Linked DNA regions of Homo sapiens: region 2 is linked to region 1. A link is a loop called in an ENCODE intact Hi-C map of the cell type or tissue named here. Cell type or tissue: upper lobe of right lung. All regions are shown on one strand.

The links. Hi-C counts contacts between places; a loop is a spot of excess contacts. Peaks named below come from ENCODE experiments on the same cell type or tissue, not always from the same donor. Only the 100,000 strongest peaks of a DNase experiment are listed, where the experiment ranks them.
Region 2: it touches region 1 in a loop (5-fold over the local background); 103 of 110 quality-filtered maps call a loop at or near these places.

Annotation. Positions count from the first base shown.
Region 1 is chr10:132,351,288-132,353,787 of GRCh38, forward strand. LRRC27 (leucine rich repeat containing 27) reads left to right here. Exons shown (of 11, transcript NM_030626.3): 7 at 320-466. Among named protein-coding and RNA genes, the nearest start is that of LRRC27, 20 kb to the left of the region's middle. RefSeq lists an enhancer at 1,396-2,358. In upper lobe of right lung, a CTCF peak has its summit at 1,529 (motif pointing left); DNase peaks (open chromatin) are centred at 1,494 and 1,894.
Region 2 is chr10:132,229,115-132,231,614 of GRCh38, forward strand. The region is part of intron 2 of STK32C (serine/threonine kinase 32C); the gene reads right to left. Among named protein-coding and RNA genes, the nearest start is that of DPYSL4, 43 kb to the left of the region's middle. RefSeq lists an enhancer at 1,139-1,218. In upper lobe of right lung, no CTCF peak of the experiment used is centred here; DNase peaks (open chromatin) are centred at 864 and 1,280; H3K4me3 peaks cover 704 bases; H3K27ac peaks cover 1,032 bases.

The DNA.
Region 1 (2,500 bases):
TCAAGCAGGTCGGGTGCAGCTGCCGAGGCTGCACGTCCTTCAGGTGCATTTCCCAAGCCGACTGTCAAGCGTCCCGGGAAAGTAGCTGGCTGGCAGTGGGCGCGTTGGGACAGTGTCCTGCTGCCATCCACACATCTTCATTACGTGTCCTGAAATCAACAGTCAAGACTGGACTCTGGGGTGACTGCAGCTTCTAGTCGTGCTAATTGTTCAGATGAGCGGATGATCCACAGGCCCTCCTTTTACATTTCACATGTTGTATGAATTACCGTCACAGGGTTTTGTTAAACATTCAGCTAAAAACACTCTGTAATTTTAGAAGGAAGACAGCCTCCTCCAGGAGCATCTTACCCGACCTCTTGTCACCGTACCAAATGGCGATCCGAGCAAAAAGACTGGAAGAGAGCCGAGCGGCGGCGCTCCGAGAGCTCCAGGAGAAGCAGGCTCTGATGGAGCAGCAGAGACGGTGAGTCCACACAGGGTGGGGGTCCGCACAGCCCGCCCAGTGCACCCGGAACTGGGACTGGGCTGTGATTTTATGGCAGGCCTCGTGGAAGTGTTTAGTTAGTTCTCCCCTCACTGATGCTGATCCAGGATCCGTCTCTTCCTCACCTGGAAGCCGAGCTGCACGTGCCCCTTGTGGTCTGTAGCGCCACGCACGGGCTCGCTTGTTTGCAGCCCTGAGGCCTCCGTGTGGGGCAGGCGCAGGTGCAGCGCTCCGTGTGGGGCAGGCGCTGAGGCCTCCGTGTGGGGCAGGCGCTGAGGCCTCCGTGTGGGGCAGGCGCAGGTGCAGCGCTCCGTGTGGGGCAGATGCTGAGGCCTCCGTGTGGGGCAGGCGCTGAGGCCTCCGTGTGGGGCAGGCGCTGAGGCCTCCGTGTGGGGCAGGCGCTGAGGCCTCCGTGTGGGGCAGGCGCTGAGGCCTCCGTGTGGGGCAGGTGCAGCGCTCGTGGTCTGCAGGGCGTTGCGTGCATGGGCTCCCTTGTTTGTAGCCCCGAGGCCTCCGGGTGGGGCAGGCGCAGGTGCAGCGCTCCGTGTGGGGCAGGCGCTGAGGCCTCCGTGTGGGGCAGGTGCAGCGCTCGTGGTCTGCAGGGCGTTGCGTGCATGGGCTCCCTTGTTTGTAGCCCCGAGGCCTCCGTGTGGGGCAGGCGCAGGTGCAGCGCTCCGTGTGGGGCAGGCGCTGAGGCCTCCGTGTGGGGCAGGCGCTGAGGCCTCCGTGTGGGGCAGGCGCAGGTGCAGCGCTCCGTGTGGGGCAGATGCTGAGGCCTCCGTGTGGGGCAGGCGCTGAGGCCTCCGTGTGGGGCAGGCGCTGAGGCCTCCGTGTGGGGCAGGCGCAGGTGCAGCGCTCCGTGTGGGGCAGGCGCTGAGGCCTCCGTGTGGGGCAGGCGCTGAGGCCTCCATGTGGGGCAGGTGCAGCGCTCGTGGTCTGCAGGGCGTTGCGTGCATGGGCTCCCTTGTTTGCAGCCCCGAGGCCTCCCTGTGGGACAGGCCGGTTGCAGTGCTCGCGGTCGCCCCCTTGTGTCCGTCTTTGCCCTGGCTTCCTCACGACACCTGCCTGCTTTCTTGTTCTTTTCCCTCATTTCTTGTTCTTCCTCAGTCCTTTCCTCCTCATTTTCCCTAGAGTATTCCAGGCCCTGACACGGTCATCAGGGAGGTTCATTCTTGTGTTGCTGTGACTGCCGCCAGTGCCACCACCTTGCGAGGTGTGTTGGCCGATGGACTCGGTGTCCTCAGTGTCTTCTCTGTCCTCCAGCTCCACTGACCACCTGGCTTCACCCCTCCCTGGGCCCCAGGAGTCCGGCTGGCATGGACCACAGCCACAGCACCCCCGTGCCCCTCACTTGGTGGTTGGCTTTGGCCAGCGGGGGCCCCCAGCAGGAGGTCGAGGAGGAAGGGAGAGCGAGGGCCTCGTCTTTACTTTCCCGGCTTCTTTGTGAGCTGCCTGGAGCTGGCCGAGTCCAGCCTCTCCCTCCTTCTGGGTTCCGACAATCTCTCCTTCCCTGGTCTGTCCTGTGGGCGGCTGCAGCCCGGCCCTGACTGGCACAGGGCTCTTGCACCGCCCCTGTGGCTCACCTGCTCCCTCCCCAACATGAATAAACCCTCCTGAAGCCACCCCGTTGTGTGTGTGCTGTTTTCTCTCGGGACCATGTGATAGGGGCTGTGTCCAGCACACAGATTCTGTGATTGTCCACAGCTGTCACCCAATGTCCAGAGAGACATTGTAGTTGGTTGTCTTTTTCATTAAAAAGATGAATGAGGTGAAGTCCTCAGAACTGGTCCCCTGTCCCAGGCTGTCATACTGACGGGCAAGGATGAGGCTGACTGACCGCTCTAGGGCTGTCCTAGGACATGGGAGTGTGGTCCGGGCTGCACCAGAAAGCCCATCGCTGTGGGACCAGGTCTTGCTGGCCACGGGCCACAGCTGCTGGGGCCCAGGGAGCACCGGGAAGGCTTTCCTTTGGTGCCCATCAGTCGCCCCACACTGTCCCTCGGGGTAGCTCTA
Region 2 (2,500 bases), 120 kb before region 1:
AGGGAAGCCAGGAATTAAGGCACAAAATTGTGAGCAGCAGAGCTAACCCCTGTCTGACACTCAGGTTGGGAGAGACCTTCCCAGGACAGGTAATCCAGACCCGTTTCCAAGGCCTTCCACAACCTCTGCTCTCTGGTCCTCAAGGAGTTGGAGCCCAGCAGGGGGCCTGGAGGAAATGGATGATTCTGGATCTCAAGGTGGGCCACAGATGGCCCTGGGCTCCTGGCTGCATGCCCGGAAAGCGTGGTGGCACACACCCGTAGTCCCAGCTACTCAGGAGACTGAGAAGGGAGGATTGCTTGAGCCTGAGAGGTTGAGGCTGCAGTGAGCCACGACTGTACCACTGAACTCAGCCTGGGTGACAGGGCGAGACCCTGTCTCTAAAAAAATTAAGTCAGATGATTAACAACCTTAATTCAATCTGCAATCTTCATTCCTCTCTGCCACGAATGGTAACATGTTTGTTCTGGGATTTGGATGTGGGTGTTTTGGAGGCCATGATTCTGCCCCCAGAGGTTCCTGTACTGGTTAGTGTGTGGCCCTGGAGGCACCTGTCTCAGTCACATCCTGGCTCCGGGGCCCTTACTGGAGACCCCTCCCTGAGACTCAGTCCTTTTGTGAAGCAAAGCGGTGACCCTCCCTCCCGCAAGGGGCCACTGGGAGTCACACTGTGCACAGAGCACCGGGCTGGCCCAAACTAAGAAAGCATGTCTGATGGTGCCAAGCGGTGGCCTGGGTGGATCCGGCTGCAGCACTGTGGTGCGGGAGACAGTGGCTTGGCCTGGCACCATGGGCTCTAAGTATGGCCTCTCCAGGAAGCTGACAACAGGCGTGGCCTCAGCACCTCCCTGCCCGGTGGGAGGGGAAAGCTGAGCCTGAAGGGACAGGAAGAGCCTTGTGTTGGGGGCTGCCCAGAGGCGCGTGTGCTGATGGGGGCTCCTGAACACGCGGCCACACCTGCTGAGGAGCGGGGGCAGCTGCAGGCAGCCCGAGAACAGACGGAGACTAAGCTTGAACGAGGCCGCCTTGGGAGGGCGGGGCGGGGCGGGATTTCTCCTGAACTTCCTGCATTTCCTATGACCATTTTTTAAATTGTTATTTTGAAAGCCAGTTGAGGGTTTCAGAATGACAGTGAGCGTAAGCTGCAGCAGCCCCTGGCTGCCCCTGGCAGGACCCCCTCCTGCCGCTTCCCACTGCCAACGGGGCAGAGTCGCGTGGCTCGGCAGCACGGCCTTCCTCCCATGCACACGGCCGCAGGAGGCCGAGGAGTCCCGTGCCCGGGATGGAAGCCCCAGCCTCACTCTGCACAGGCGCAGAAGCAACGGTGCTTTCCTGCGCCAGCCCCAGCACCCGCGGCCTCCTGCAGACGGTCACTGCAGGCTCAAGGCGGCCACTGCAGGTCTGGAAACTGCTCCAGAAAGGCTGTTTGTTGCCCTGGGGCTGGGACCAGACAGGCTGTGAGACAAATATGGTGGAAAATCCGGCCCTCACCCTCTGCCCCTCAGGAGCCTGGCTTGGGGCCACTGGCTGGGGCCAGGGCTCTTGCTGCTGGGGGGGAAGCTGGCGGGGGGGGGGGGGCTGCAGAGCCCACCTCTGCCTGGAGCGGCGCCAGCACCCGCAGCCCAAGGCCGTCTTCAGCCGGTCCCAAGCCTCAGGCTTTCTGTCGCTTGTGCACCACCCCAGAAAGCTGCCTGCCCAGGCGACCCAACCCTCTCCAGGCTCCCTCTGCCCCTCCTGCTCACGATGCAGCTCAGCTCTTACGGGGGAATCTCTGGAAGAACACGCCTTCCCTTGGGGTGCTCAACCCCCACAGCCCACTCACCAGGGGACAGGGCACCTGGGCTTCCCGTGCCCTCTGGGCCCTGTCACATGTGCGGCGGACACAGACCGGGTGTCTACTCCAGACAGGACCTCACCCTCCTGCCAGACAGGCTCACCCAGGACCACCCGCTTTCCCAAGCATGTGGCCTGGGCTCCATCTGGGACCAGCCCCTTGGCCCTGTGACCCAAGCCTGCTCTCCCCGTCACACGCATCCCATCACCCACAGCCAGGGAGCAGGGACAGAAGAGCCACCTCGAGACAGGGCCTGGCCTCGCACACCCACGGCTCTGCTGTCCACCAGAACAAAGCAGCAGATCCACTTGCCTCCAGCCTGTTACCCCACCTGGGAAACAAACTGCCTGGATGGTGGAGCCATCAGCCACAGTCCAAGCCCCTGGCCTGGCCCTGTGGGAGGAGCTGCCCTGAGGAGCAAGGGGAGGCAGGGTTACACTCAGGTCTCCCGAGTCTTTGGGCTCTGTGTCCTGGAACATTCTCAGCTCAACTGCAGTTCAAGAAAAGCTTGCAAGTCTTCCTATATGCCAGCCCCATGCAAGGTACTGGCAGTGCAGGGTGAGTGGCCATGGTGCCTCCCTGGAGACCCTGGTGGAAACGCCTCGATCCCTCACAGCAGGCCCGAGTGCGTCCCCAAAAGACACAGCCACCAGGAGCCTCGGAATG